Linked DNA regions of Mus musculus: regions 1 and 3 are each linked to region 2. A link is a loop called in an ENCODE intact Hi-C map of the cell type or tissue named here. Cell type or tissue: left cerebral cortex. All regions are shown on one strand. Links, peaks and the distances in the headings refer to the core of each region. The heading gives the core; the rest is flanking DNA. Region 1 holds the start of Cnr1 (cannabinoid receptor 1 (brain)). Region 2 holds the start of Akirin2 (akirin 2). Region 3 holds the start of Pnrc1 (proline-rich nuclear receptor coactivator 1).

Region 1 (10,596 bases), core at 924-8,923, 630 kb before region 2:
TCAGCATAGAGAAGGGCTAGAAGACCTTGAATCTCACCTACCTCTGTCCAAATCTATAGTTCTTTAAACAAAAACTTAGAAAACCATTTGTTATACCTAGTCCTTCCTAAGGCCTAAGCTGTACCTGTTTGCTTTAATGACAGATATACTTAGACAAAGAAATGAACACACAGCATTGGCTTTTGCAAATTCCCAATTTTTATTGAGAGCCCAAGTTCCAGATGCCAGATGGGAGGTTAGATCCATTATTACATTTACTCTTTTTTTTTTTTTTTCTCAAGAAGGGCAGTCATTTTCTTTTCTTTTCTAAGTTCCTACTCGAAGTTGTCAAAACAAAATGAAGAAACAAAGAAACCACCAAGAACACGAATGTGGTGGTTTGAATGAGAACAGCTTCTATAGGCTCATGTGTTTGAAGACTTGGTCCCCATTTGGTGGAACTATTTGGTGAGGACTAGGAGCTGTGGCCTCGTTGGAGGAGGTATGTCACTGGCAGCTGGACTTGAGGTTTCAGAAGCTCACACCAGTCCTGCTGTCTCTTCTTCTGCCGCGTGACTCTATTTCAGGTGGTGAGCTCTCAGCCACTGCTCAGTGCCCAGCCTGGCTACCCGGTGCCAGGTTTCCTGCCATAATCACCATGCTTTGGAAACTGTAAGCCCCAAATAAGCTCTTTCTTCTTGGAAAGACAAAGTTGCCTTGGTTCATGGTGTCTTATCACAGCAATAGAAAAGTAACTAAGCCTATTCAAGGAGGGCTGTGCATGACTAAAAAGTGTCTGTCTTCACTCCTGGCTATTGTTTGCTGTTTTTATAGTATTATATTGCTGCTTATCCCAAGTTTTTAGAACATAAATATTTAGATATATGTTTTTAGCCCTTTTAATTATAGCGCATCGGCGACAGGTTTGCCTGCGCTTCATCAAGGGGAGCAAAGGCTGTATTTACCTGGCTCCTTGCTGCTGTATTTTCTCCCTCTGCTTGTTTATTCTGTTAGAGCATGACTCTCATGTGGTCTGAAGGTATGGGTACTCCATCTCCTCATCACTGCTCCTCTGCTTGGCTACAAAACCACGACAGAACACATGAGCAGAAGAAAATGCCATCCTGTCGTTTCTTGGCTTTCCTTGCAACTGCTCATCTGGCGTGTTAATGAAAGAAGGTGAGAAGGTGAAAAGAAAAGAAAAGAAAAGAAAAGAAAGGGAGGGGAGGGGAGGGGAGAGAGGAGAGGGAGAGGGAGAGGGAGAGGGAGAGGGAGGAGAGGGAGAGGGAGGAGAGGGAGAGGGAGAGGAGAGGAGAGGAGAGGAGAGGAGAGGAGAGGAGAGGAGAGGAGAGGAGAGGAGAGGAGAGGAGAGGAGAGGAGAGGAGAGGAAAAAGGAAAGGAAAGGAAAGGAAAGGAAAGGAAAGGAAAGGAAAGGAAAGGAAAGGAAAGGAAAGGAAAGGAAAGGAAAGGAAAGGAAAGGAAATCCCTAACTAGCACACATTTAGTTGTATGGAAAGATGATAGTCTCTGCATCTAACAGAGTATCCTGAGATCAAGGGGGTCCTCATCCTTCCTTCTCCACTCCTTCCTTTTCTTCCTGACTCATCCTGACAACCAGCTTCTCCACTTGAAGGCAGTCTCAGGACGTTTACTTTCTGATGGTGGCATGACAGAGAGCCTCCAGTTTCTTCAGCAGCAGCTCGTGGTTCTGAGATGCACACAGAAGCGATGTGGGTGGTTCTTTAGGCTGCTACATCGCTGGTGGAACATATCACAAGCAGCCATTTCAGACCTCACACTGCAGCTGCCAGAACCTGGGCTGCAGGGCTTGCAGGCCACCAAGCAAGGCAGAGCCACTGCAATACAAAATGCCTTAACACTTCTTAGGAGAGACAGCAACAGCTGGTGGAATTCTAAAGCTACTCTCTGAATTAGAATGAAATCGTGTAGCCAGATCAGTCCCTAAATATCTTTAATTACCCAGCATTCTAGCCCTGTGGAATGATCATCCCTGCACATGCTAAATTGACATGGGGCCCAAACTTGGGCCCCAAACTCTAAAAAAGAGTGACGTTTTTTTTTTTTTTTTTTTTTTTTTTTTTTTTTTTTTGCTTTGCCAGTTCCTGAATAAAGGAACCACTGTCCATCACCCTGAAAGTGGGGGTTGGGTCTGATGAACCACGGCAAGTTAAAGGAGCAACCTCAATGTGCAACCTCTTTGGGACCCAACGGCTGTCTCAGAGCGAGCCATTGCTTCTTTAATGTTCTGTGTCTAGTGTAACTAGGAGCACATTGACTGTTGCAAATTGAGATCTTTCTTTGAAGTTTAAATATGCCACTTTAACTGTGTTCTCATCTTCTACATCCCACTGAATGAATAACCCAAATTACACAGAACAGCAGCAAATTGGCTCATCACAGCCCTGTTATAATTTTAAAAGAATAAAGATCTGAAAAACCAGAGAGTCTGAAGGAACTAGTGACGCCTGCTAAAGAGTTGACAGGTCTTTCCTCAGAAGGACGTGGATTCGAAATTCACCCTTGGTTTGTAGAGATCAAGAGTCATTTACATTTTGTGTCATGTTTCCATGTATCCTTAGTATAGTATTCCTATTAGGGATACTGACAGCTCTGCCTTTGCCATCCCTGATGTCTCCTCCGGGAGCACAAGATACACCCAGCGGCATGTGGGCTGTAGATCATTTCCTCCCATATAAAAGTGATCTTTGCAAACTGAAGTCCAAGGCATCAGAGAATACCTGGCTTTTCCACGGTTAGCTGCCTGCCTCTCTTTTAGCTCCCCAACTCAGAAGGAAACATACAGCAGCTCATTGCCTGGCTGATGAGCTTGGGGCAGACAGAACTTGAAAAACATGTATGCATACCCCCAGGAAGGGCACTTTCCAAACAGCATAATTCTCTCTGTTTTAACAGAGTACCCCTTTGTGTTAATAAAACACCAGGTCACAAGTCAAAGTTTGATTCCATTATTGAGGGTTATCTTTGAACTCTGAATACTGCTGGTACAATTTTCCAGATGTCAGACTCTAGGCCTCCCATTCAAGTTAACAGAAGGATAACTAGCTAAATAGTAATAGCTTCTGTAATCTCTCTCTGGTTAGATTAATACTGATAGTTTCAATCCACATACCACTTCAGCCAGTCAACCAACAGACTCCCAGCATTTAAGATAGATAGATGATAGATAGATAGATAGATAGATAGATAGATATGGTGTTAGTGTTTCATAGGATTCAGTGAAAAAGTACACCATCGATCAGAGATTTGGGATGATTTTGAGACACGAATAAGCATCAACATCTTTATAAGGAAACTGAGTTCCATCTTAGAAGAAGTAAAAGCTGGTGTTGATAAAAGACTTATGTAGAGTACCTCCCACAGGTTGCAAATGACTAAATGACTTCTTCCTCCAGATATGATATGGGCCACCAAGACGGTGGATCAATATGAGGAAGAAGGTCCTTTACATACTACCAGGGTCTGTCTGTGTTTAACACCTGAATGACGCTGAACAACAGTGCTGAGCCACCTGGGTGGCTAAATAGCACCAACACCCACACGAAAGCTTGCCCGGCTCCCTGACCTGACCACGCAGAGCAAGAACTGCCAGCTTCCTGGCTAGCAGGTAGTGCTGAGACTTCTCTAGAGTCTGGGAGGTCCCAAGAAAAGCAATGTCTGCCCCCCCCCCCCAAATGTTTGCTTCTGCTAGGAATCTGAGGTGAGGCTAAAATAGCAACTTCGACCTCTGAAAGAAAGGGGCAGACGACGACGAAGCCTCTTTCTCCTGTAAATCTTTAGAAAGAGCTGCCTTTATGCTGGAGATGTGTGGAAGGAGGCAAAGCAGAGCCTGTGCCTAGGCAGCAGGTTTAAGGCTCAAATGGTATCCCACATCCACCCAATCATCTCTCCTAAGCATTTCTCCCTCTACGATTGGTCTGTCAGATCTTTGTTTATATTTACCTACAACTTGATTGCTTCAGCTGTGGACTCTGTCTCAAAAGGCCATCTCCTCACATGGAAATGGAAACTACTCTCTCTAGTGGAAAACAGTCTCAGAGATATTCCGACAGCTAGCGCTCTGCTGGAAGCCTTTCTTCAGCTCGACCTGTAGGTAGGAAGCTTTCAGGCTTTCCTTCTCAGAGCAGTCTCTCCTCCCCGAATTCTGCAGCTTCCTCTACCCTCTATGTTGCTTCTTCCTTTAGGCTCACCCTCTGGGATCCTTGTCACCAGATTCAAAATAGGGGCCAGATACACTGAGCGTTTGGCTCTGGGTGGGGGGTAGGACGTCAGGGAGAATTGGTAAAAAGAGGCCTTGTAGGAAGCTGTTTGGGCTAGACGTCCTCGACTCTGAGCAAGGCTTAAAACGAATGCCAAGCTGCTACCTTGAGGGCCTAGGAACCTAACGTTGTGCCTACAGCTGGGCCCCTGGACCTGACTTGATGTGGCTCTGTCAGGTGGAAACCTTACGACTCGACTGGACCCAACTCTCCAGGGAGAACGAGGTCTAAAACGCAATTCAGCTGTAGCCACAACCGCCTGGTCCCCGGGGCCCGGGCGGAGAATGGCCCCCTCGGCTGAAGCTGCGGGCTGACGCTCGTGTATAGGGTTGCAATTCGCCGTGATAAATGTAAAGACCAATTAAGGTTTGATCCGTGCACACAAGAGGCAGACGGCGGAGTGGAACCAATTAACGAGCATGTCCCCTAATTCCTGCGGCGGCGGCCGGGCGCACCGCCGGTCCCCAGGCTCCCGCCCAACAAGAGCCCCCGCCCGCCGCGGATGCATCTCCCCGCGAGCAGGAGGTGCGGGGAGCGCCAGGGCTGGGGAGGGGGCGCCGGGCGCCCACAGAGCCGAGCTCGTGCGGCCACGGCTGGAGGCTGGGCGCGCCCGGGTGGTCGCGCGGGCCAGCGCGGGAGGCGCCCAGGCGACGCCGTCCGCCCCGAGGGCGGAGGGCTGGTGGCCGCGGCCAGGTAGCTGAGGACTGGAGGCGGCGCAGAGGGGAGGGTCGGGCGGAGACCTCACTTGGCCGGCCTTCCTGCCGCCCTGTTTCCGGATCCCGACCGCCCGGCGCGTGACCTCCAGTGAGGTCCTGGCAATGAGCAGCGCTGGTGATTAACGGCCCCGAGGTCGCGGGCAGTGAGGCACGCGTCCCCTTTGGCCACGCCAGGGTGGGAGGGCGCCAGGGAGCAGAGCAGGGTGAGGCCGCGGGGTCGTTGGTGGCAAAGAGTGAGGATGACACAGTGGGCGCCGAGCGCCAGGGCCGTCCCTCCTAGCCCCCGGGCCAGCGCCGCGGCGGGTACCGCGCAGCAAAGTTTGGAGCCGCGGGCGCCGCGCGCCGGTCCCTCCCCGCGCAGATCCCTTGGCGGAGTCTCTGCTGCCGCCGCTGCCAGGGCAGGACAAAGGCTCATTAACACGTGATGGGACCACGCTTCATAAATGGGACTGGAGCGAGAGCGAGCCAGAGACAGCGCGCGAGCTGAGGGAGAGGCAGGGACCTCAAGCAGGGCGCGGCGACGGGCGCTCGGGGTGGCCCAAGCGGGCGGCCCCAGGCCGGCCAGCGCGGTCAGTGGGACGCCGGGGAGAGCCGGAGAACGAAGCGGGCCTGTCCGAGCCCAGGGGAGCCAGTCCCAGGGGCCGTGGCGCACGGGTGCTAGAGGCCGGGGACGCGGGCGCGCAGACCGACTGACTTACTGACCGATCGCCGCGGGCACGCCCCGCTCCACCCCGCCCCACCGCGCCCCGCGCCGCCTCCCCTGCTCGCTCGCTGCCTCTACCTTCTCCACTTCTTTTCCGCCTCCGCCTCCTTCTGGCTCCCCTGGCGCCAGAGCCTCCCCCTGGCTCAGGCGGGAGCCTGGGCTGTCTGCAGAGCTCTCATAGAGTCTGGGGGCAAATTTCCTTGTAGCAGAGAGCCAGCCCCTTGGCTGGGCGACAGGTGCCGAGGGAGCTTCTGGCCCGTGGACCGGGGGATGCGAAGGGTAAGACCTGGCACAGTGGCGTTTGGGAATAGCTTTTCCGCCTCCCGCCCCCTCGGTACTGGCCAGTGGTCCCCTGGTGTCCTACGCGGAGTTCTTGCTCCGTGTTCCAGGAGAGCAAATCGTGCTAATATGGTGTTTACTTAGCTGTATAGTCCCAGCTTGTTACCTGTGGTCTAAGCTACTTCTGGAGGCTTCTACCATTTACAATTTACTGGATATGCACCTAGCTCTGCATACACTGATGTCTGTTTGTAGAAAATGTGTAATTGTGCATGTTTGGAAAACAGGCACTTGAGTTGATGCTTGACGTCTTTTAGCCTTATCAGAAACTAAGTCTTCCAGAGTCTCTGCACCACATGTAGAAAACGACTCAATTAAATACTAAATGTCATGTAAAGAAATCTATGTTAAATAAGGAACTTCTGATACAGAGCGATAGCTACAGCAGCCATCTCTGTTTAAGGAAAAACTAATATATATAGTATTGATACCTGTGATTGACTGTTATAGGAACATGAAACTAAGAGCTGGCACCAGACGAATGAAGTTGATGCTTTATTTTAAAAGGATGTTTCTTGGTTAAGGCTTACAAGTCACAAATGGAGCATTTCCTGAATGCAAATGTTTGCTATGATAGATGTGAGAAACTGTTGTTTGGTCATTTCAAAGTTTAAAGCAACATGCGTGTTTTTAATTGTAGTACATGGTTTATCTCTCAAAGGTTTCAAAGAGGTGAGAAAAAAATTTAATAACCTATCTATGAAAAAACCTATTTCCTATCTTTTAAATTTTTCTTCCAAATAGGAGCTACTAGCTCTTCCTGCCTTTGTTTATTTCTTGGCATATTAAATCTCCTTGGACATTTAATCTAATAAGAGATTAGAGCAGATTTACTGGTTTTAAGGATGTTGAAAGATACCTCTCTGGGTCCCATAACTTCTCGTTTTTATTGCCAACTTAATTCCTTTGAACAATGGGGAGATGCACATGCTCAGAGGAGACTCCGCGGGTACTGATTATCTGTGGGGTCACTCCTGACATCAGTCTGTTTGGCAGAAAATTGAGAAACTAGGAGTAGCCGACCTCCAAGGTTCCCATAGGACTGACTGATTTAAAGTGCTGGTCTTCTAATCCCAGCTTTTGACAATTTGAAAGGGAGATAGATCTGCTGATCGATTTTTCTCTGCCTCCCCTCCCTCCACGCCCCACCTTCTCTAACTCAGTTACAAGCAATTTTATCCAAAGGAAAGGCCATGAATACTTTCTTAACTGAGAGAAATATATATATATATATTTCTGATTAAATCCACACAGGAACAGAATGCATGCACCTCTAGAATGCTAAGCAGCACATACTGCAGGCTGTTGTTTTTAGGTACACTAGCAGTTGCTCTAGCTGCAAAAGAGGCTTCATGTTGATATGGTTAAAAAAAAAAACTAATCATTTTAGGTCGTTAGGAGAACTTATTGTGAGCAGGCTCTTTTATTGCTTCAAAAGATGTCTCCCGTTTCAAGCAAGGAACAGCCATGGCTGAGGTATGTATGTATGTATGTATGTATGTATGTATAAGTGTCTACTGGGGCAGCTTTCATTGTGCCCCTGATCCTACATGGGGGTGCAGTAATACCACATGGTGGGAATGCTCACTTGTGACCTTCCAAAATGACTATGCTTGCGTGCTCATTGTTAAGAAGACACATCTGATATTTTTGCCCCTACATTTAATGGCATCGGTGGCTGCGTATAGAAATGGAGGTTGTAACTTAATTAATTAAGCCATAGGTGATGAATTGTATATGTAAAGTTTTAATTCTGGGGAAAATCAGACCTCGTGGTGGAGCGGGGCTTGGCTTTGTTTGCTCTCCAGTGTTCCCTGCTTTTCCCCCCTGTTACCCATCTCCCAGCGGACTGTGTTCCTTTCTGGCTTGCCTGTGAGACTGCTCCTCTCTAATAAGCCTCACTGCAGGATCAGTGTGTTCTTTTTGGCATTTCAAAATGTTAAAATAGTGAAATTGTTAAATGTTATCCAGATGAAACTGCTCGGAATGAAATTTTCCAAAAGAACCATGATATTTGTGACATATTATGTATTACAGACAATTCTGAAGGAAAACTCCATGAATCGTTTTATCTGTTTTCTCAAGAAGGAAGCAGCCTCATTGATTGTGTTGATAAGTGTTTAGTATGCTCTGTCAGCTTATTAATTACGAAAGCAAAGCCTGTGAAACTCTCCAAAACAATCTATGACATTCTCCTGTGCTTTGACTTAGAATTAGCATTAACCACAAGAATATTTAGACAGGTTCCTTGGTTTGTCTTGTGTATTGGTCTTTGAAATTAGAGTTGGATTTACTACATAAGAGGAAAGTATTATGAAATAGAGCTTATACTGGCAGTTTAGAGTTCATGGCACTTACCAAATGCTTCTTCCCAGAAAACAGTTGGCCTGATAAATAATTTTCCATAACTAGCTATTTGGGAATTTACAAGGAAAAAATAGCAAATTGAATTTAGTTATACCTAATAACACGTAATTAGTAAAGGACAATTTGGTCATAGCTTCTCGAATTTGGTTAGTGAGATGAAGTCTCTCCTCTAGGATGCTGCCTGTTATTCTTGGGGGTAAGTACATTAGTTTGTTGCATAATGGGCACAGTTCAGAGCTTGGGTTCCCAGCACCTTTAAAGGATGTTAGGTCTTCCCAGTTGAAGACTTGTCTGTCCTATTTTGGTAGTCATCATTTTTGACTGGTCCGGTAGAGTGAAACCAGCCTCTGGATTTAAATTATTTATAATTCTGCTTTTTTACTGTAAACCAAGACTGCAGAGTTTTTGAAAAACCACCAGGGCTGAGTCACAGACTGCATACCTGTATTTTCAGAGTTGTGCTTATTTTTCTCTTACTGGCTGGTAAATAATGAAAAGGACACAAGGAAATAAAAACTTCATTTATGTATTTGAACTCTGGAATTTTGTATCTTCTTCTCCAGATCTCCAGTTCTTTCCCAATCCTGTTCTTATAAAAATGTTAACTGTATGTTATAAATGTACAGGTTCTGTCTTGTGTGGGTTGGGACTTCAACACTTCCCCACTGAACTGCTAATTCTTTAATAACTATTTAATTTGCTTGGCTGTATGTTCTGAGATTAGATTAGGTTTGTCTTATAAAGTTCACTTCAGATTCTAAAATATTTCTTGGATTAAAAGAAGTGATAAATGTCACCCAGAATATCAATGCTCTCAAACTCTATACCACATAAGTTACAAAACAGAATGTGTAGAAACACTTTTTTTTTAACCTATGCAAGAACAAACTTTCTCATTGTTGTAGGTCAAGTAAAAATTTAGGTACAGTGACTTTTTAAATATGTGAAAATACCATTCTGATTTTTAAATGAATACTGCAACTTTGGGAAAATGTCCAAGTTCAAACCAACTACACAGATGGACACAGAAGACACGAAGCAAAAGGAAGTATTCATGTTGAATTAAAACAAGGCTGCTTTGTTTCCAAGATAGGTGCAGATCTGCTCTGGTCTTCTGTGCCCTAATAATCTTGTGCACTTCTCTAGGGGCCCTAAGGTCTGACTCTAGGCTGAGGAGGATCATCACCACACTTGATTATAATTATATCATAAACACCAATGCTTCTGATGAGTTTAAGACAGCTCTTTGCCAGTCTTGATAATTCAAATTTTTTTGGATATTAGAACTATACCAATTGGCAGAAAATCACAAAGTGCATGTTAAAATAGCGCCCATTCGCTTCCTGTTTCAAATGGTATCATGTTATTACAAGGATGCTCAAACAATAAGAAATGCGGGTGAGTGAACGGGGAGGATTAACTCTAGCGCTGGCCACCACCTCGCACCATGATTCAGTGGCTTAATGTTACATGAATGTTTTCCTTGCGCCTGACACGTGGATAATAGGTGTGCTCATGATAGATGGATAATAACACATCAGAGCCATTCCTTGAATGAAATCAGCATAATTGCCTGTAATTTGGAGCAGAAAATACCTACTAAAAGCTTTCCTGGGTCATGTTTCTCCCCCCAACAGGGTATCCTGGCACCCTAGAGCACATTCCGAGACAGAATTTTCTTAGGACATCTAGTTGCATGTACAAACGTTCTTGGTGTCAGACTGGCTCTTTCCCTAAGTTTGAGGAGTTATCCTCATAGATGAGTATTGAACAACGTTGGGACAGACTTTAATTGGAAAGTGATAATGAAATTCTTGAGGACTACAGTAGTTGAGTTTTTAAAGTTGTTGTTGTTGTTGTTTTCCTGTTTTTTTGTTTTTTTCTTCTTTTTAAGGAAGAACTGTTTTTTCCCCAAATGGGAGGAATTGGGCCTGACACTTGTCCTGGTAGTGACCTGAGTTCTGCTCTGGCCTCAACTGGAGAGACTTTTTTTTTTTTTTTTACACCTACACTTTAAGAGACCTTTTGAAGTCTTGCTTTCTTTGTCTTGTTGTCATTTAGTTTAGAATAAACGTGTTGGAACTCTTCCTATGAGAACCCTGGGATTTCAGACAAGCATCTGTTTGTATCTTGTTGCATTACCTGCATCACTGCCATTGTATTTTGTACTTTTGAATACGTTTCATAAACGAGA
Region 2 (10,596 bases), core at 1,123-9,122:
TGAAGGAGTTACAGAGTGTATTCTTCCCCAAGTACACTCATTCTCACAATGATTGTTCTTTGGTTTTTTTTTTGTTTTGTTTTGTTTTGTTTTCTGTCCTAGGCAGTGCTTGCTCTGTACATAGACTTGAAGGGGTTTCTGAATTAGAATTGCTCTTCCTGATGCTAGGCTTAACATTACTCAAACAGCATGAAAAGTTAGCAAACATTTCTCTTCTCTTCTACATTTGCCTTCGTTTTTACTATTTTATTTCATGTAAGAAAATTGTTTGAGGGGGCTGTTGAGATGGCTCAGCGGGTAAGAGCACTGACTGCTCCTCTGAAGATCCTGAGTTCAAATCCCAGCAACCACATGGTGGCTCACAACCATCCATCATGAGATCTGAAGCCCTCTTCTTGTGTGTCTGAAGACAGCAACAGTACACTTATTTATAATAATAAAATAAATCTTTGGTCCTGAGCGAGCAGGGCCAACCAGAGTGAGCAGAGGTACTAAATTCAATTCCCAACAACCACATGAAGGCTCACAACCATCTGTACAGCTGCAGTGTAAATCATATACAATAAATAAATAAATAAATCTTTAAAAAAGAAAAAGAAAATTGTTTGAAAATGATTTATGGTATGAAGAGGATCTTGAAGTTCCAAGTGGTTAGGTCTTACGTTATCTATGTCGATTTTACTGACATTAATCAAAGAATGCCTTGTCAGAATCAGATTCTAAGGATTATATCAGAAGTTGTTATAAAGCCTAATACTGGGGCTGGACAGATGGCTCAGCAACATAAGAACACTGGCTGCTCTGCCGGAGGACCTAGGTTCAGTTCCTAGCACCCACATGGCAGCTCACAATTGTAACTTCAGTTCCAGGGCATCCAGCATCCTCACACAGTCACAACAATACACAGGAAAAAAATGGAAATACAAAAACCATTAAAAAGTAAGACAGTTTAGTACCAAGCAAGGATCAGAGTCTTGGATCTTGGTAAAAGCAGTGTGCTCTCTGCTCAGACTGGGGAAGATGATGCTTCTCAGAAGAGAATTGCTACATGGTGACAAAAGTGTGACAAGCCTTTAAAACTTGCCTGTATTCACCAGCAGAACCAGCCTGGCTGTGAGGTCACAGGAACATTTAATTGCACTATATATTTAGATTCATGTAACTTGACTTAACTTACTGTGTTAGTTTTCTCTTTCTTTTTGATGCATGAACTCAAAATTCACTTCAAAATTATGTTAAAACTGAATGGTTTTTAAGAGTTGTATTTATTTTCATTTCTTGCCTTAGAATTACTTTTTTCCCTTTGTGTGTGTGTGGGGGGGGGGGGGGTTGAGACAGGGTTTCTCTGTATAACCCTGGCTGTCCTGGAACTCGGAAATCCACCTGTCTCTGCCTCCCAAGTGCTGGGATTAAAGGTGTGCCGCACCACTGCCCAGCTAGAATTACTTTTTGTAGGTTTTTCTCTGAAAGCCTTTGGCTACTCTGAAAGACTTGTTACAAATGAGGACTATTGAGAGGACAGAGTGGTAAAAAATAAAAATAAAATGTTATCAACTGACATTTTTTAAGTGTGGGAGCAAAAGATCCCTTGACAGACTTCTTTTTTTCAATGTGGTGAGAATAATGTGAAAGTTTATAGACAAGATTTTCAAGCTTGAAGCACTGAGAAAGGGTCTTAGTCACTATGCCTTTTCTGTGAAGAGACACCATGACCAAGGCAACTCTTATTAAAAAAAGCATTTACTTAGCGACTTGCTTACAGTTTCAGAGGTTTAGTCCATCATCAAGGCAGGAGCGTAGCAGACAAAATGCTGGAGTAGTAGTTGAGAGCTACCTACATACAGACCGGCAGGCAGAGAGAAAGAAACACTGTGTTGAATGTCTTCTTTTGAGAACCTTGGGCTGGCGAGATGGCTCAGTGGTTAAGAGTGCCGACTGCTCTTCCAAAGGTCCCGAGTTCAAATCCCAGCAACTACATGGTGGCTCACAACCATCTGTAATGAAATCTGATGACCTCTTCTGGAGTTTCTGAGGACAGCTACAGTGTACTTTCATATAATAAATAAATAAATCTTTAAAAAAAAAAAAAGAAAAGAAAAAAGAAAACCTCAAGGCATTCTCCCAGTGACAACAAGGCCTCACCACCTAATCCTTCTAATCTTTTCAAAGAGTTCCACTCCCTGGTGAGAGCCAGTCTCATTCTCAAGCCAGAAAGTTGCCTCTGGGTTAAGGATGAACTTGAACTCCTGACCCTCCTGTAGGCCACATAAGCCTAGAGCTGCAGACCTAATGCAGAAAGAATTACTGTTGCTGATAGGAGTTCCCAAATTTCCAAGGGAAACTGCCCCAGGCATGTTTAAATTTAAACCAGAAAGAACAAAAAATTAAGGAAAATCCAGATTATAATAAACACACCGATTAAAAATATAGAAAGAGCCCCAGTACAGGGGAATACCAGGGCCAAGAAGTGGGAGTGGGTGGGTAAGGAAGCAGGGCTGGGGGAGGGTATAGGGGACTTTCGGGATAGCATTTGAAATGTAGAAGAAAATATCTAATAAAAAATGCCTTAAAATACAGAAAGAAAAACTAGAAAAACTTACTGTACAAGCTATGTCAAAACTGAATGTCACTCTGTAGGGAACCCTGGTACCAGGAAAGGGAAATACCTAATGCACACAGGGTACCATTAGAGCCACAAAAACAAAACCAAACCCCAAATCAAAGTAATTAGCATGGTGGTTTGAATAGGAATTGGCACTAAGGCTCACAAGCTGAATACTTGTTTTTCAGTTGGTCATCTATTTAGGAAGGTAGGATGTGTGGTCTTGTTGGAGATGTATCACAAGGGGGGCCCTCTCTCTCTCTCTCTCTCTCTCTCTCTCTCTCTCTGTGTGTGTGTGTGTGTGTGTGTGTGTGTGTGTGTGTGTGTCTCTCTCTCTGTGTCTCTCTCTCTCTGTGTCTGTCTGTCTGTCTCTCTGTGTGTCTCTGTCTCTCTCTGTCTCTTTCTCTCTGTCTCTCTTTCTCTGTCTCTCTTTCCTGCCTCCAGATCAAGTTATAAGCTCTCACTACTACTACTCCATCCATGCCACGTTTCCTTCCATGATGATAACCCTCTGAAACTATAAGCAAGCCTCCAGTTAAATGCTTTATCTTATATGTATCCTTGATCATAGTGTCTCTTCATAGCCATACAACAGTTAGGAAAAACCAACTAACAAATTTCAAAAATAACAAACAACAAAAGACAAAAGCATAAATGAGCAAACTATGCTAGCTATATCGACATTCCCAGACAATTAGAGTGGCTAACGCTGGTAGTCCTTACTACTGCTCTTTTTCTGACCTCTATACAATTGCTTTTATTTATCCTACTGAATTTCTTGTTTATTTTTAACATTAGCCCACAATGCAATTTGCGTTATGGCCTGCTCATACCTGATTTGTTTCTGTTCATTCCTCCAGGCCGTGTACCCTTTCTCCCCTGGCAGTTACCTTCTGCTTTCATGTCACAAATACTCTATTACCCCTTCCTCCTCTTCCACACAATCTCAATGTCCTGTCTTGTGGCTCCCTTTTACCTTCCGTGCCACCTGTGGTCAAATCTTAGTGGACAAAAGGAGAGGCTGCTGTTTAGTTGCTAGGGTGCTTGATTGACCCCTGGCAATATATAAACGATGTATGATGGCACACGCCAATCATCTTAACCTTAGTTCTCAGGAGGTAGAGGTGGGAGGGTCAAAAGTTCAAGGTCATCTTTGGCTACCCAGTGAATTTGATATCAGATCTTATCTCCAAAGGAAAAAAAAAAGTCAAGAACTTTTCTTATTCTGCTCTTACATAAAGTATGAACGTCCAGTCAGTTTCAGCACAATAACAGATTTCCTGGAGTTTTTATAATTTAATAAACACATCCTTAGTACAAGTCTTAGTTAAGTGACTGTTTCATAGAATGCTGGTCTTTCTCAAAAGATACTTTCTAAGAACTATATTCTAAATTAAAATAAGTGTGACAGAGTTGCTTATACAGTGTGATCAAGAAAGCTGATCTTTGTGGTGGTGAACAATTCTAAACAAATGGATATATAGAGAGGTATTGTCCAAAACAACTATAAAGCAGCCACATATGTTGATTTCTGAGTAAGCAGAAAAGAGTGAGCATTAGGCGTATTAATACTTATAATCTTGGTGGAGAGCTAGCATCCACAGGCAGAAGATATAAAGTATCTACATAAATTACTTCATCAGTGCTGTAGTCGATCCCTATTTTAGATAGTTGATGAAAAAACAAATTTTAGAAATATTTCTTCCCACTTTGCTAATAAAGATGGGTCCTGCTCCCTAGGCATTTATTTGCTTGCCTTTCCCTAGACCCCACCCAGCCTTCCAAACTCAACAAATTTCTGGTGTTGATCGCTCTCTGCTCATAGTAAACAATTGACTTTGTGCTCCTTTTCAGCTATGCAGAATTTAATAAGCAAACAAGTACCTATCTGGGAAGCGCAAAGCACAGACTTCAAAGATCCTGTAATCTGATATTATTACTGTCGTTCTGTCTCGAGGACCCAAATTGGTGTTTTCATTATTTCCTATCTCCTCCATGTGACAGATTTGGTTTTTTGGCGCTCCTGACAGCTAAATTAATCTCTCTCCAAATATTAGACTGGCTCTTTGTTATATCCCGTTTAAGTCACTATGCCAAATCTTCACAGGGTCTCTAAAGTGCTTAGCTTGCTTTTCCAATGGGTTCGCTTCCTCTTCCCCACTGTCTCACAGGCTCTCCTTTCTCTTCCTTAGGTCTTTTTTTTTTTTTTTTTTTTTTAAACTCTCTTACTTATGAGGGGGTATTTAAATTCCAACCCGGAACTTGGGATCGTGCGCCTTGGATGACGGGAGTCGTAGTTTCTGTGACTTCTGGGTAACCGCCTTTCAGGCCGATCCCTGCCCTTCACGAAACCCCACAAATCCCAGAATGCACTCTGGCGGGCCCGCCCCCGGTGCGCAGGCGCCCTGGGGCCGCAGGATTTGAATCGGCGGCGTTGTTATTGACGCCATATTGGGGCCGGCGGCGGGTGGCAGAGTTGTTCCGTGGAGAAGAGAGGGTCGAGTGCATTGCTTAGCTCTGTACGGCCGGGCTACCTCGCAGCTCCCGCGCGTGGCCGCCACTCACGAGCTTCCGTCTGCACCGGCGTGTCGGAGATCGCGTCTGGGTCGCGCCACTGGCCGGGTCCACTTCCGAAGGGAGCGGGTCTCCGCGCAGGAGCCCCGGCGCGCTCAGCCCGAGCGCACGGCGGGGGCGGCCCGGCCTCTCGGGAGCGGCCCCGAGCCGGCGGCGCGACCCTCGCGCCTCGCCCGCCTGCCCTGTCGCGGCTCCGCCGTCCCGGGCCCCACACCCACCGGGCACCTCGGAGGGCCCGTTTGCCCCCGTCCTTCCCGGCCCCGCCCGAGCCGAGCCTCGGCCGCCCGCCACCATGGCGTGCGGAGCCACTCTGAAAAGGACTCTGGATTTCGACCCGCTGCTGAGCCCCGCATCTCCGAAGCGGAGGCGGTGCGCGCCTTTGTCGGCGCCGGCTTCGGCTGCCGCCTCCCCTGCCGCCGCCACCGCCGCCGCCGCCGCCTCGGCCGCGGCCGCCTCGCCGCAGAAGTATCTCCGGATGGAGCCTTCCCCCTTCGGCGACGTCTCTTCCCGGCTCACCACAGGTGGGCCTCGGCCCCGGGGCTGCCGGGGTGGGCTGCGGCCGGGAGCTTGGGTGCGGACACAAAGGGAAGGAAGGGCCTGAACCGAGGTGGGGGTGGTGTCGGCAGGTTGGGTGGGTACGAGTCGGGTTGGCCGGCATTGTGGGGGTCCCTCATTGTGAGGCAGATCATTTGGGGCTAGATCCCTAGAATCGTTTCCTTATGTAGAGCCCCAGCGGAAATGATCAGAGAGGGTGATATTATTCATAAGTCAGGCGAGAGAAGGGTCACATTTCACCCGAATCTCCGGGTCTCTTGGGCTGAATCGATTGGTTGCAGCTATTAACTCAGTGACTGAGTGGTTTGAGGCGAGAAGGCAGCCCCTCCTCCATTTTAGACTTGGCTGGTTTTAGTATAGAAGGGGTGGGGTTTGGAGGGGGATGGATGTCACTGGGGCGAGTTGTAGGCCTGTCATTAATCACCCACAAGAACGCCACTTTGGCTGAGTCAAGACCTGTTTCCCTAGCAGGGTCAACAACAAAGCAAATGTTCTTCCCGAGTACTGTAATGTGATCTCACTATGCGTCCAGTCCTTAAGAGATCCTGAACTTTTAATGAAAAGGAAGGTGTACTTCAAATTGAGACTGACTAGTTTATTTGTAAATGCTTTAGTTATCCCAATGAAGTATGTTGGGAGAAAACAACCTAGCCTCGAGAGTAACGAATAAATCAAGATTCCAGTGGACTTCAGACTTGAAGTCTTGAAACATTTTCTCAAAGTGTCTGCCGGATGGACCTTTGATTGCTTTTGTATACTAAATGTGTACCTAGGGATTTTTTTTCCCCCTCTGCATTTGGAAATCTTTGTGTGCCTTCGGCACAATCTTAGGGTAAACTTTAATGGACTTGAAGTGTAAGTCTGTTTCTTTTGTGTGTGGCATGCAAGAGTGTGTGAGCCTGTGTGTGTAAGCCCTTAGTGATATCATCCTTAAAGCCTTTGCTTAGCTTAAATTTTTTTTTTCTCAGTAATTCATTTTAAAAAGATGGGAACTATAGAGTTCTGTATTTGGTAACATCTATATGAAATTGACTGTACCATGTGTGTTTTTTTAAATGTCACATTTAAATATTCATACCCAAATCCATGGAGAACCTCAGTTACCTAGTCTGGCTCTTAAATTTTTGATATAACGTAGCCAAAAGCTGTTTTATGAGTTGCAGTCACTTTTCGTAGAAATTCCAAGACGTTTATTTAAGGATCATACCTAAGCTGCCCTCCCCCACATATGTGTATAAAGGCACTCCTGACCGAGTTGTTAGAGGAATGGCTCTCAATCTGTGGGCCGCGACCCCCGGGGGAACGCTCCGATATTTGCATTATGATTTATAACAGTAGCAAAATTACATTATGAAGTAGCAACAATAATCATAGGGTTGGGATCATCACTGCATGAGGTACTGTGCTAAAGGGTGGGCTTATCAGGAGCGCTGAGAACCCCCTGCTTTAGTCATTACTGTAAAACAAGGGAACAAAGTGGAGAATGGATTCCTTTTTTTTTTTTTTTTTTTTTTTTTTTGGTTTTTCGAGACAGGGTTTCTCTGTGTAGCCCTGGCTATCCTGAAACTCACTTTGCAGACCAGGCTGCCCTTGAACTCAGAAATCCACCTGTCTCTGCCTCCCAAGTGCTGGGATTAAAGGCGGGCGCCACCTCCGCCGGGCTGGAGAATGAATTCTTGGGGCAGACATTTTTTGTTTTTAATGAAATGCTAAATTTGAACATTGAAATGGTGTCCTATCTACTAATGGAGCCATTTTAAAATAGCTGTAACTAGCAATAAATTTCATTGGAGCTAGTGATAAGTTTGAGAGTTACAATATATCCCTATGCAGTTAAAATAATCTTGAATACTAACACAGCAGGGAGCTATGACACGTTTCTTTACTTAAGGGAGGTTGTTCAGAAACGGTAATGATCTCCCAGTCTGCCATGTCAGTGCTGTAGTGCAGAGTGTTTAAGAGTCTCCACATCTCAATCAGTATACTGTAAAATAACTGGGAGTATTTTTAGTCTTTTAGCCAGCTGATCTAGTTTGACCACATCTTGAAACCTAAAATCAAATCAGCTGGGTGGTGGTGGGGCACGCCTTTAATCCCAGCACTTGGGAGGCAGAGACAGGCGGATTTCTGAGTTCCAGGCCAGCCTGGTCTACAGAGTGAGTTCTAGGACAGCCAAGGCTACACAGAGAAACCCTGTCTCACAATGAGAGAGAGAGAGAGAGAGAGAGAGAGAGAGAGAGAGAGAGAGAGAGAGAGAGAGGGAGAGGGAGAGGGAGAGGGAGAGGGAGAGGGAGGGAGAGAGGGAGAGAGAGAGAGAGGGAGAGAGAGGGAGAGAGAGGGAGAGAGAGAGAGAGGGAGAGAGAGAGAGGGAGAGAGAGAGAGAGAGAGACAGAGAGAGAGAGAGAGACAGAGAGAGAGACAGAGAGAGAGAGAGACAGGGAGAGAGAGACAGGGAGAGAGAGAGACAGGGAGAGAGAGAGAGACAGGGAGAGAGAGAGACAGGGAGAGACAGAGAGAGAGAGAGAGAGACAGGGAGAGAGACAGGGAGAGACAGAGAGAGAGAGAGAGACAGGGAGAGAGACAGGGAGAGACAGAGAGAGAGAGAGAGACAGAGAGAGAGAGAGACAGGGAGAGAGACAGGGAGAGACAGAGAGAGAGAGACAGAGAGAGAGAGAGAGAGAAAGAGAGGAGAGAGAGTTGCCAGTTGATGTTTTTAGAGTTTGCTAAATATTAAGTTGGTATTTCAGTTCATTTGAAAATGTAAAAGATTAGCTTCTTGAAAAATGAGGGAAGATTGTTAAAGTTTAAATTTGCTAAAATGTACATATTTGCTGCTGTAATTTTTAATCACACAGTAAATGTGTGGTTGAACCTTTTTAAGCTAAAACTAATGAAGACCTAGAAGTTTATACAGAGTATGTACTATATGCGATTTGTCTTTATCATTATTCTATTTCAGGTACTTCATGTTTTCTTCTGATAGTGTTCTTGAAGTGGCATATTAGTAGCTTCAAGAACTTGGGCACTGTTCTAAATGCTGTTGTTATTTTAGACATTCCAGGAAAGTGATTCCAAACTTAATATGACTACTTTTATTTAAATCAATATTTTTCAAACTTGAAATTTAATACTAAAGAAGAGGACTAGTTGATGGAAGTCTAGCTCACATTCTTACCCTTGAGACCTGAAACTCTTTATTATGTTAATTAACAGAGGCTTCTGTTCTGTTCTTGCCCCTCTTCATGTATCCTATCTCAAACATGATTTTTAGTGTACCTGAGTTACTAATTCATAACTGTACTCTAAGGTAGGTTTGTCAACCTATGGCCATGTGTTTGTACAGTCTGGGAGGTAAGAATTTTTTTTAGCTACATTTTTAAATGTCTGAAAAAGAACAAAAAATGATCATTTCATCATGTTGAGAATTCAAAAAATTCAAATGTCAGTGCCATGAAAAATAGTCATTTGGCTACAGTTGTGCCTGCCCTCCTTTAAAGTTTAAAGTCCACTGCAGGTTATCTTAGTAAGCTTGTGGAGAGAGTGTGTTCCCAGAATTCACATTTATTGTCTGGTCTTTTACAAAAGAAAAAGAAAAAAAAAGGTATGTGTACACTGGTTTGGTTTAGGATTTTAATTCAATGATGCTTAAAATAACGTTTTAGTGTATCAAAGGATGGTGGGTGGTGAATGAGGGTGGGTTGGGAGAGAGAAGCATTTTAATGAGAATGGGGGAATGAAAGTGTCCAGGGTATGGGGGTTGGGGGGGCTAGATCCTTGACTAGCCAGGAACTCCTGGCATGCTTTTACATCTCGAGTGCTGGGATTAAAGGCTATGTGCCACCCTGCCCTATTTTAAGTAAGATTTTAAGGATGTATTTTTTCTAAGTACCTAACTCTTCCCAGATCCATCTTACCCACCTTTTTCTGCTTCTCAATTTTGTGTTGTCTCTCTCCCCCTTCCTTCCTCCTAAAATAACTTTAAGTCCCAATTTGTGTTGCCTATATATACTCATAGATTTGGGGTCATCCATTAGAGCATGGCTGACCTACTAAGAGTTTTAAGAAAATTGACTGTTCTTCCCTCAGATGCCATCACCTGTCCTCAGCTAAGAATGGGGTCTTGTGTATTACTGTGGATGGGCAGCCACTATTGCTGTAAATTCGTGAGTGTTTCAGCATGTCATGTCCAGAAGACACTGGCTCTTACAGTTTTTCTGCCTCAATCTACCCTCTAAATTTGTATCTCTGTATTTATTTATTTATTTAGAGGGTAGTTCTATATCATGTCCATATAACACATAGTAGTGAGCTCACCCCTGGAGCCCATAAATGCTCCAGCCATGGGTTGTTGCCTAGGATTACAGTGTCAAGCATGTATTTCTGTCTTGGAGCAAGCAAAAATCATAAACCCAACCAGAAAGCTGGACATTTACCCCGTGACATTTGTGCCACTATTGCACTCATGGGCCTGTTATGGCAAACCGATCATTTTTGTAGCTCAAGAGAGGTCACAATTAGATAAGCCTTGTTGGATGACTTTCATAGTAGCCTGCCAAACACCTGGGACTGTGGAAGCTAGCTAAGAGTACCAGCTTGATCCATGTCCTGTGACTATGTGATGGCCTCAGCAATAGAATCCTAACCATCAAGAGTGGGAGCGCAACCTAAAACATTAACAGTAGTCTGTATCATTTTGGAGGTCTCTAGGATACCCCAGACAAACAGCTTAAGGGGTTGTATTCCAATGCTGGCACTGGGCTTTTTACTTGGCAACCTGAGTTATTTTTTAGTTGTCTGTCTGTCAGTCTATTATTATATAACCAAAAGATTGTCCTGGCATTTTCAAGAAAGAAGATGTTTTGATA
Region 3 (10,596 bases), core at 1,783-9,782, 1.3 Mb before region 2:
CAGGAATCTTATCAGTTGGCCACAGCCACACGATCAGGACTTGATCCCCCACTCTCACTGAGCCGGTGTTTAGTTCTTCTACCCCTTTCCAGGTCTGTTCTGGGCCGTGGTGCTAAGGGGACAGAAACACTGCAATGGAGGCTTGGATTTGTTTCTTCTCAGCATTAAAATTTAGGGCTCATCTTTGTTGTGTCAAAAAGCATGACCAAAAGCAATTTGGGAGTTTGTTTCCAGACAGGGCCTGGGTAGCCTGAACCCACAGAGATTTGCCTGCCTCCGTCTTCCTAGTACTGGGATTAAAAGTGGTGGTCAACATGCCTAGCCCTACACCCTACCTTTGAGGGAAGTCAGGCGAGAGAGGCTTAAGTTTCCCAGAGACAGACTCTATGGAAGCACTGAGTGACACTCGGGGTTAAGAATCTGTGGCCTCTGGTCTGTTGGAGCTAAATAAATCAGCTGCGATTAGCCAGCATTATTAAGAGAAAACTGCGTCACTGGGACAGGGGAGTACCTCCTGAGGGCATTGGGACAGTGGAAAATCTCCTAAAGATGAGCTGCCACAAACTGTGGTCTGGGGGGACCAAGACTGTCCTGAGGTTGGCAAAAGGTGTCTAAGAGTCTCCTACAAGGTACCAGCTCTAAAGGGATCACACTATCTTTGTCTTCAGAGTTTTGATAGGGCTGGAATCACAAAAGTGCTACCATGACCTTTTTTTGAAACAAGAATAATCTTTAACTTCTGATACTGTTTCCAACTTATACCAGTACTGAGACACAGGTTAAGTATGCATCGCTAAGCTAAACTCAAAACATTGTGTGGTGACTCCCCCATGTGTGTATCTTACTCTGTGGCTCCCTACTTTACTACTGTGTGTGCGTATGTAGTGGGTGGTATACCACAGCCAAGTGCACAGCCAGAAAACTTTCCGGTTCTCTCCTACACCTGCTGATTCATCACAGCATCCAAGACCTGCGGCTTAAGTGCTTGCTGGGCTGGGCTGGGCTGGCTGGCTGGCTGGCTGGCTGGCTGGCTGGCTGGCTGGTGAGTGAGCCTTGCAATGTTTTTGTCTTTCCCTTCCCTGCTCCCAGATTACAGGCTCAGTGGCTAGGGATGCAAGTTTAGGTCCTCATGCTTGCAAAGCCATCTCCCCCAACCCCTCCAATGTTTTAGTGGAGGGTGGTGCCTGAGAGGTCCCAGGACAACTTGCATCTACTTGTCTACCTTGTCATTTCCAGGACTTCAAGCTGGTGCCACCTGCCTTTACCCACCGAGTTGTGTTATCTACTGAGTGCTAAAATGTTTTTAAGCCTTAGCTTTGGGTATCAGAACCAAAGCCCCCAGAGAAAGAGCTCTTAAATTTCTCCCCTGGAAGTCTCACACACACAGACTATTACATTTTTTGATTATTTCTACGATGGGTTGCAGGGATCAAGCTCAGGCTTCCTTACCCTCTGAGGCGGCTTCCCCATTCCTATAACAAAAGTATTTTCTTTCACTGAAAAATGAAAGGGAAAGATACCTTTGGGAGTTCAGTTCCCAGCCCACAGAGACCTGTAACTAGAGCTCCAGAGATCTGATCCCTCCAGCCTCCATGAGCATTGCACTCACACGCACATACTGGAAGCCAAGCATTAACAGTTCATACAAAAGGAAATTCTAAGTGAGGTGAGAGTTTGCCTGTGATCCCAATTCCTCAGTCAAACAGATTAAAAGTTCCAGCCCTGCTTGGATCATGAGACAAGATGAAGGACAGCCTGAGAAACTCCAAAATAATTACTTCAAAATAAAAATGAGGAATTGTGTATTCTAGAGCTAGAGATACAGTCTACTGGCACAGTGCTTGCTTGCCTAGCATGCCCAGAGCCCTGTTTGATCCCCAGTACCTCTGATGCCCCGGGGTGGTGGTGTACACCAGTAACCCCCACACTGGAGCGAAAGCAGAAGTTCTAGGTTATTTCAACTCCAGAGCTGAGTGAGCTCAAGATACTGTCATAATTAATTTTCATATTTATAACAACCAGCTTCACTTTTGTTCACATTTCTATTTCCAAGATGGGAAATTCTTTCTCTCAGAGGTAGGTTAAGTTATTAAATTTTGTAGCAAGGTTGTTATTTTAGCATAGTCAAAGACACGAAGACAACAAATGTTCCAAGTCCAATGACACAGTCACCTGCTTACACACTCATTCAGACAGCAGGCACACACAAAAAGCCAAGACTACCTTAAAAGGGGGGAGGCCAAATTATTATTATTGATTTAAAATTTGATTACAACCAATTTTGTTGGTATTTAAAATTAGAGGTGTTTTAAATCTCCATAATGGCAATATACCAATATCCAGAAATGAAGTTTGGTAAAAACGGGAAGCTTTCTAGGAATTGCAGATTAAAAGTCAAGTTGTCAATTTAGAGCAACACAGACTCCATGATTACAGTGATTGTGCCGAATTTCACCTTCAGTAGTACATAAGGAAATTGTTCACAGTTACATCTTCACTTTTGAGATTTGACAGCTGTTCTTAAAAAAATTTCGGTACCTGTGCAAATAAACAGTCTTCCATGTGCCTTAGCACCCACTTAGACTATCTCCACTGTATATATACAAAACACCACCACAGCTGCAGGGCAAAATACATACTTTCATAACAAAACTATAATGTCCTCTCAAGTATGAACAATGTACACATAATACATGGTATACAGTATTTACAAAATATAAAATATAATACAAGCTGCTTGTGTGACTTAAGCTCATTGTGTCGGATGCTGCAACAGGGCAAGTTTTCACTGCTGTATCCGTTTCCTTTCGAGTCCAAAGGTCTGGGGAAATCGATGTTTACCACACACTGCAGACGCAAGCCTAGGTCTGCACCTTGAGGAGCGTTTTCAAGTGCACTGCCATCAGCTCCCGGCTCTGGCTGGGGTTCTCGGCGGTACTTCCCATCCAGTGACTCGGAGGCTTTGGGAGGACACTAGGGGAAGGTGGGTCACTGAACTTTGCTCCGGCGTAATTTTCCTTTTGGCTCACTTCTGTTAGAAATGCTGATTTCTTCAAATGGTTACTTTTAATGTTCTCAGTATTTTTAAAAGACTTTTTTTCCTGCTTCTGCATTCGATCGGAGGAAGCAGAATCCTGCCAAAAGTCACTTTCATTCCTTTTTGCAGAGGTGATCTTGGTTAGTGGCAAGTTGTATTTGCTTTTCTGTCTGTTTATCTTTGGTTGTTCACACAAGTGTATACCATGCACAAGCTGGCTGTGGGGAAGGGCAATTTTCTCCGATTTTCCCATCTTTGATTTTAAAACCTACAAAGGAACACAAAAGTGAGCAATTTTCAAGATAAAAGTTATCTTTACATATATTTTACAAACTTGCTTTTAAAGTCCTCTAGAATTTAATCCGGTTTTAAATAAATACGTTATGTGTGGGATGTGCTTACTACTGGATGTTCAAATGTGCACGCCTCTTATGTTGCTATTGAATTGATGCTGTTAATTATAGCATATATCAAACTTACATTCAGAAAAATATCACTTAAAAAAAACTCAATGTCCATCTTTTCTAACTGTAAACAACAGTAAGGAACAAGTGTCCTCTATAGGTTAGAAAAAAAGTTCCCGTCTGCCTTTCAGATTCAGCAACTTCATGGACGACCTTCTAAGCTCAGCCAAAAGGTCTGTAAGGCAGAAGCAGAAAGGTAAATTCCAGGCCAGCCGGGGCTACAGCCCGAATCCTAACAGGCCACAAACTTTTGCACTGTAGTAACTTTCCCAGCATAATCTACAGAAATGTGCACCAAATGAAAACACCCTTAGATCACTGCCCCTCTGATGCTTGCATGATATAGTAAGGACACAAAAACTGAGACCCAAGTACAAGGTCATACTGTCTTTCCCGTTCAAAACTGCCTCTGAAAAATAGAATCTTCTCCAATGTACAGTGAGTTCTAAGCTAATGCAAGTGCCTGTCTGAAAAACTAAAAACCAAACCAAACCAAACAAAAAACCACTTCAGGATCTAAATTCTTATTCCTCTTCATGGGCACATCTTGATCAAGTACAATTTCAGTACAATGGCTGCTTTTCGTGTCACTACCAACAAAGAATTCTTCAAGCTGTATGAAAAAGGTGGTTTCGGCTTTTGTTTTTCATGCTAAGACAACTCTCAAATCCTTTAGCCTCGACAAAACTGTATCCCAGTTATCCAGATCCGTTAACCGAGGAGTCCATTTTATAACTTCTAAAAACTCATTCAGGGCGCTGCTTAGAAGCCCCCTCCAGCGAGGCAAGCTCGTGCCGGCCTGCACAGGGCCCGGGACACCTTCGCGTCGGGCATCAGACGGAGACTCCTGCCAACTTCCCAACAGCAGTCCGACTCAGCGGATCTGGCTGTGCGTGGGTCCCGCCCGCCCGGTGCCCCACTGGGCACCGCGCCTGCGCCTGCGCCTCCGCCCCCACCCAGCACCGCCTTCATGAGCGCCCCAGAGCGCTGCACGTAGCGGGCTGACGTCAGCCCTCCGCAGGTCCCTGAGCCCCGAACGCCGAAACCCCCTGGAGCGCCGCCAAGCTTCTAAATGCAGGCTGTTGCTGGGCCGTAGCCGCCGCTCCCATTGGCTGGCTCCGGAGCCAATGGGCGGCGCCAGCGCAGCCGCCCAGCCCCCCTCCCGCTTCCGCCCCACCACTCGAGCGAGCGTCACGGAAACTTCCCTCCCGAGTAAACAGCCGCCCCGCCCCCACCGGCCCTACCTCCTTCGCGAGTGGGGGCTGTCTGTGGAGCAGGGCAGTGGCCGCCAGACCTCGCTCCTCCTGCGCGACGATTGGCCCCGGCGCCGGGCTGCGACCACCCTCCAGGCTCGGCCGGTGCTGCTGGAACTGGTGGAAGCGGCTGGGCAGCTGCCCGGCCGGGCTGGCCCGCACCTTTTTCTTCCGCCGCTTCTTGGGCGCCGCCCGCGGGGCAGCCGCCGGGGCCAAGGTGCAGCCGGACGGCGCGGTGGTGCGAGGCGCGGGCGCCAGGCACGGCCCGTCCCCCCCGAGGAAGTGCGGCAGGAAGAGGGTGGGTGGCAGCGCGCGCGGGTCCGGAAGGCGCGGCAAGGGCGGCGGGGCCGGGTTCACCATCGGGAGGGCCCCGAGGAACCCGAGCGGCGCTAAGCGGCCGCTCAGAGCGAGATCTCGCTGTGGGACGGAGACGACGGTCATGGCGCGGGGACTCGGCAGAAAGGCGGGGAGCAGGAGTCACGGGGCGGCGGCGGAGGCTGCTGCTGGAAGGTTCGGAGCAAGGACCATGACTCGGGCGAGGCGGCGCAGCAACAAATAGCGCTGGCCACCGCGGCCAGTGTTGTTACCCGAGGCCCCGCCCCGTGCCCGCCCACCTCCCTGCGGCGGCCCAATCCGCGTGCGCCTGCCAGGCCACTCCCTCGGTCCCGCCTCCGCGCCCCGAGGCAAGACACAAACAAGCAGCCTGCTGCAGCCCTTCACAAAGAGCGCACGTTGCGCAGGCGCGCCCAACGGGCTCTTACCGAGAGTGTCCCGTGAACAATGAAGTTCGACTTCTGCCTCACCTCCCTGGCAGCGATCCTTTGGGGTAGCCTGGGGGTGGGGCAGGGGAGGAGGAGGAGAGAGGCGGTGGAGGAACTAGGAAGCTTCTGACCTCCAGAAAGGACTGCTTTGTAGGTTTTCGATTTCAGCCCTACATAAAAATTTTAAGAGATTTCGGAGAACACTAAGGATTTATTTCACTAAGGATTTACAGCACTGGTGAAGATCTGCCTCCATTTAACCTACAGTGAAATTTGGCTATGTGGTTTCTCATTCGGTTTTCCGACGCTGCCAATTAACCCTGGTGGTGAAAATAAAAAAGGGTTTACTGAAGGATTCTTCAGCTCATCAGAAGTACTCTATAATGCCGAAAATGGGCCTTTAATTTTTTACTGCCTTTATAGCTAAAGATCTCTGGGAGTCTCTTGAGATCTCACATTGCCCCTGAAACTTGATGCTGCTGCCAACCAATTGGCCTTTGTCCCACCCAGAGAAAACAGCTCTGCTACAGTTGCTAGCTAACTGGGTTAACAGAATTCTCTACTCACAGTTTAATACAGAAAAGAACTGTAGACACCAGTTACCAAATAGGACCTCAGAACCAATTTCTGTAATTCATCTTGTTTGAAACATACTTCTTTAATGATTGGGGCTTTATTTATTTAGTTTCCTCTTTTTTCTTTCTTCGAGATGGCGTTACTCTTTGTGTAGCCCAGGCTGTACTCTGTACTCGATCTGTAGACCAGGCTGGCCTCGAACACAGAGATACACCAGTCTCTGCCTCCCTAGTGCTGGGATTAAAGGCCCATGTCACCATTGTCCAATAATTTTTTTTTAATCATTTTACAGTAAGGCATACAAGAGACTAAAGAATTAGACACAAATCATTAAAAAATTAACAGAAGAATCTGAACTCTGGTCTAGGTATGGCAAGGTCAAGACCTGTAACACTAGCTCCTGGAGAGGCAGAAGTAGAGGATGGGAAATTTCTAGTGTAGGGAATTTAATGAGACTCTGCCTCATAATAAAAAGAGCAGGGCATCTAGATGGATCAGTGAGTAATTAAAATGCTTGCTATATAAGCCTAGCAGCCTGAGTCCCATCCCTGTAAGCCACCTAAAAATGAAAGACAGCCAAAACCACAAAGTGGCCCTCTGACTTCCAAACACATTCTGCCGCAAACCTGCTTCCACTACACACACACACACACACACACACACACATAGACACACACACACTGTGAGGAGAACAGAAGATGGGAATGAGCTAGGAGGTTAGAGGCAGGGAATAGTTCCATTGTCTTTGGCCAGCAGTAGGGAATGTCTTTGTTCTCAGGCTAGAGATCCCAGAAGGGAGCCCTGACATCTTACTTCTTTCTACACAGCCACTCCCAGTACATTGATTCTTTGATAGTGAACAGATGATGGTGAAAGTCAGGAATATCCATTCCTGATTTCAGTTCAGACCTTTTTTTTTTTTTTTTTTTTTTGAGACAGGGTTTCTCTGTATAGCCCTGGCTGTCCTGGAACTCACTTTGTAGACCAGGCTGGCCTCAAACTCAAAAATCCGCCTGCCTCTGCCTCCCAAGTGCTGGGATTAAAGGCATGCGCTACCAAGCCGGGCGATTTCAGCCCTTCTTGTAAATGATGTCAGGGTGAGCACTTCTGAAGTGGTAGTCGTTGCATGCAGTTCCCTTGATCGGGACTCTGTTGAGGCTCATCAAGAGACAGCTATCTCCTAGTCAAAGTTTGGAACCCACCACTTGCCAGAGTAGAAAAATGACCTTTTGGTAACTTCCTTTTCATCTCTTTTACTTTCAGATTCTGGACTCCGGAATGCTTTCCCGGGCACTCTGGGATTGTTCACTTTCCTCTGAAGCTGTCTAACCCCTTTCTCCTTGTGGCCCCTTACAAAAAGACGTTTTTCTCTCCCTCTTCTCCATCTTTTCTCTCCAGACAGCTGCTGAGATTTACACCATGCCTGCCTTACAGTCTTGGGAAAAAAACAAAACTAATAAACTCCTTGAGCTTCTGTTCTAAACTACCTTATTAGTGAGACTAAGAACCCTGAGTGAGAGCTTCAATTTCCCTGGTAGTGTGTGACACCCAAAGGTGACTCCTCAAAATGTCTAGTAACAATAAGTAAAAAACAAATGTTTTTAATCTTACACAGGGTCTTGCTATATAGTCTTCCCTGGCCTGGAATTCACAATGTAAACCAGAAACCAGACTAGCCTTGAACTCATGGAGATCTTCCTGCCTTTGCCTTCCTGTTGGTGGGCTTAAAAGTGTGAGCCATCATGCTGGAAAGGCTGGCCTCAGTGCTGAGATAGGCACTTCCTCCCTTAGAAGCACAGATGGCTTGGTGGCACATGACTTTAATCCCAGTACTCAGGAGACAGCGGCAAGTGCATCTCTGAGAACTCGAGGCCAGTCTGAACAGCAGTGAATGGAACATCTAGATCTACATAGTGTCTTGAAAAGATCCAAAACAACAACAAAAATAAACACCACAAAGCACAGCTCTGATGGTTATCAACTGTGTTGTCTGTCATACTTCGTTATTGGGTTTGTTTTCATCTTATTTCTTCGAGGGCCTAACTAGCTTGGAGCTTACTATATAGCCACGTATGACCTTGAACTCTTGATCCTACTGTCTCCACTTCCCAAATGCTGGCATTAGGGGTCCGAGCCATCATCCCTAGATGACAGTTGATTGACAATTTTAGGAAGCCACAGCCTTACTCTCTCTTAGTCTTATAGGGCTGTTCCCAATAACTCTTAAGCTAGGTAGTAGCAAATGGTGCCTAAAATATTTAATTACTGATAGCAAGGTTGATCATGCTGACTATACAGAGTAATACCTAACTATACAGAGTGATAACTTTATATATATTTCATCATGATTAATTGCTGGGCTTTATCTCTGTAGACTTGACTGATTTTTATGTTTGTAACAGTTCATGGTAGGTGATCATGTCCGTTGGATGAATGGGAATCCAAAACTGGAAAAGAGCTTACAAAGCCTTTAATTCCCATCTTTGATAGTCAGCTGTGGGGACTTCGTGTAGTCCTTTGGAGGCAAAGCCAGGAGATGCCCTGAAAGTTTGAGACTAAGCCGATCTGCACATAAGGTTCCAAGTCAGACAGTGCTAAAGAATGACACCATTTCCAAAAAGCGGAAATAAAACTCAGCAAGCAAGTCTTCCGCCCTGTGAATTGAATTTGATTCAGCAACCCGTGAGGAGAGTACGTAGCCACAGCTGATGAAGAAGAGCAAGAAGAAACGCTAGGCTAGATCCCTCACAGGGGCGCCTCCAGTCTTGCAGTTTAGTTCCTTCCAGATGAAGTCAAGTTGACAACCAAGAGTAGCCAAGGAGGGAGAAGCCTCTGCTTTCTGCCTGCTTGCTCTCACCTTGCTAGCAAGTCCATTCCTTCGCTGGCACTGGAGCCGACTTCTTAAGATTCCAGCATACACTGAGGGCCAACGGAGACATCCAGCCTTGTGGACTGAACAACTACTGGACACCTGAACTTTCTGTCAAGAGGTTTTAGTCAGTCTGAGCGAGCAGCAAGTTTACAGCCAGCTTGTACTCTAGGAGAACCTGTTTCAAACGTATGAAACCATGACTGAGGATTTGAGTCAGCGGCATTCAACCTATGGGTAGCAACCCCTTTGGTGTGTGTGTGTGTGTGTGTGTGTATGCACGCATGTGCACACGTGTCAAATGGCCCTTTCACAGGGGTCACCAAAGATCACTGGAAAACATATTTACATTCAGTTCATAACTATCAAAATTACAGTTATGAAGTAGCAACAAAAATAACTTTATGGCTGGGGTAACCACAACATGAGGAATTGTATTAAGGGACTGAAGCATTAGGGAGGTTGAGAACCACTGATTTAAGTAGTAAAGTAGTTGCCTGGACTCAATCTCTCCTGCCACAGAAAGAAATTAAAATGAAGCAACTTTATTTTCCTGGTATTAGAATATTCAGTTCAATCGTTTCTCCCCATTACCTAAACCTTGGAGAAAAGTAACTCAGAAAACAAAACCAGGGCCAGCGAGATGGCTTGGTGGTCGAAGGTACCTGCTGCCTGCTGCTGCAACCCTAACAACTTGAGTTCAATCCCTGGCATAGCATGTAAAGGTAGGAGACAAGCCATGCCACCAAGTTGCTCTCTGACCTACACAGTTGCAGCATGACATGAAGACCCCTCCCCCACCAATTGCAATAAGTAAAACATAAACTAGTAAATTAATAAATTTTCTGTTGTATCATTTAAAAAAAAACCCACAAGAGCTGGGTATTGTGGCACATGCCTAGCCACTTGGGAGATAAAAGCAAGCAGGAGAATCACGAGTTCTAGGTCATCCTTGGCTTCGTAATGAGTTCAATACCAGCCTGGGTATATGAGACCCTGTCTTAAACAACAACGTAAGTCCAACTGAACCCAAAGAGAGACCAACAAAGTGTCTTATAGAGCTAAAGACCAAATGAAGCCTCCTTCAAGGGACCCCGAAGGAACTGCTCATGTCGGCATTCTGCCAAGTCAAGTTTCAGTATTGGTGATGACTCAGTGCTACAAATGCAGTATCTAAAATGATGTAATTATCACTGAGATTCAGGAGAGAACAGCTAGAGCTTAGCTTAACTAGTAAGTTAGTGTGTTACAGTTATTCTTAATATGTGCAGGTGTACAACGTGATTGATTTAAATATTGATGCTAATATTTTCTTGTTTGATATGAGATCTCACTACTATCAGATCTCTATACCGACCTATGGTTTTTGAAACAGTCTAGCTCAGGCTGACCCTGGAATGTTTAATCCTCCAGTGTCAGCCCTCCAAGTGCTGGCATTCTGGCACACCACCATACCTGACTATATTTCCTTTACTTCTCCTGTTCTTTAACTATAAAGTTCTCTGAGTCACAATGTCCTGGTTCTCTAAGCCTAGTCAAATTATTCATTCTTTTGTGGCTCCCACTAGGTTAACAATTCATACTTTTTATACAAAGTCTATAATCAGAGTCCATCTGTCTGTGTCTGTGTCTGTGT

What was found. Peaks named below come from ENCODE experiments on the same cell type or tissue, not always from the same donor. Only the 100,000 strongest peaks of a DNase experiment are listed, where the experiment ranks them.
Region 1: it touches region 2 in a loop (6-fold over the local background); 3 of 42 quality-filtered maps call a loop at or near these places.
Region 3: it touches region 2 in a loop (7-fold over the local background); 2 of 42 quality-filtered maps call a loop at or near these places.

Annotation. Positions count from the first base shown.
Region 1 is chr4:33,919,184-33,929,779 of GRCm38, forward strand. It overlaps Cnr1 (cannabinoid receptor 1 (brain)), which reads left to right and starts at 5,461. Exons shown (of 2, transcript NM_007726.5): 1 at 5,461-5,975. In left cerebral cortex, for the core only: a CTCF peak has its summit at 4,067; DNase peaks (open chromatin) are centred at 1,718, 2,444, 4,221, 4,589 and 7 more places; H3K4me3 peaks cover 4,859 bases; H3K27ac peaks cover 6,138 bases.
Region 2 is chr4:34,545,577-34,556,172 of GRCm38, forward strand. It overlaps Akirin2 (akirin 2), which reads left to right and starts at 5,039. Exons shown (of 5, transcript NM_001007589.3): 1 at 5,039-5,697. The coding sequence starts at 5,469. In left cerebral cortex, for the core only: no CTCF peak of the experiment used is centred there; DNase peaks (open chromatin) are centred at 4,947, 5,517, 5,877, 6,013 and 1 more place; H3K4me3 peaks cover 3,358 bases; H3K27ac peaks cover 2,020 bases.
Region 3 is chr4:33,243,203-33,253,798 of GRCm38, forward strand. Pnrc1 (proline-rich nuclear receptor coactivator 1) reads right to left here and starts at 5,585. Exons shown (of 2, transcript NM_001033225.2): 1 at 4,746-5,585; 2 at 2,221-3,305. The coding sequence starts at 5,195. The coding sequence ends at 2,862. In left cerebral cortex, for the core only: a CTCF peak has its summit at 5,840; DNase peaks (open chromatin) are centred at 3,776, 4,559 and 5,416; H3K4me3 peaks cover 3,168 bases; H3K27ac peaks cover 2,211 bases.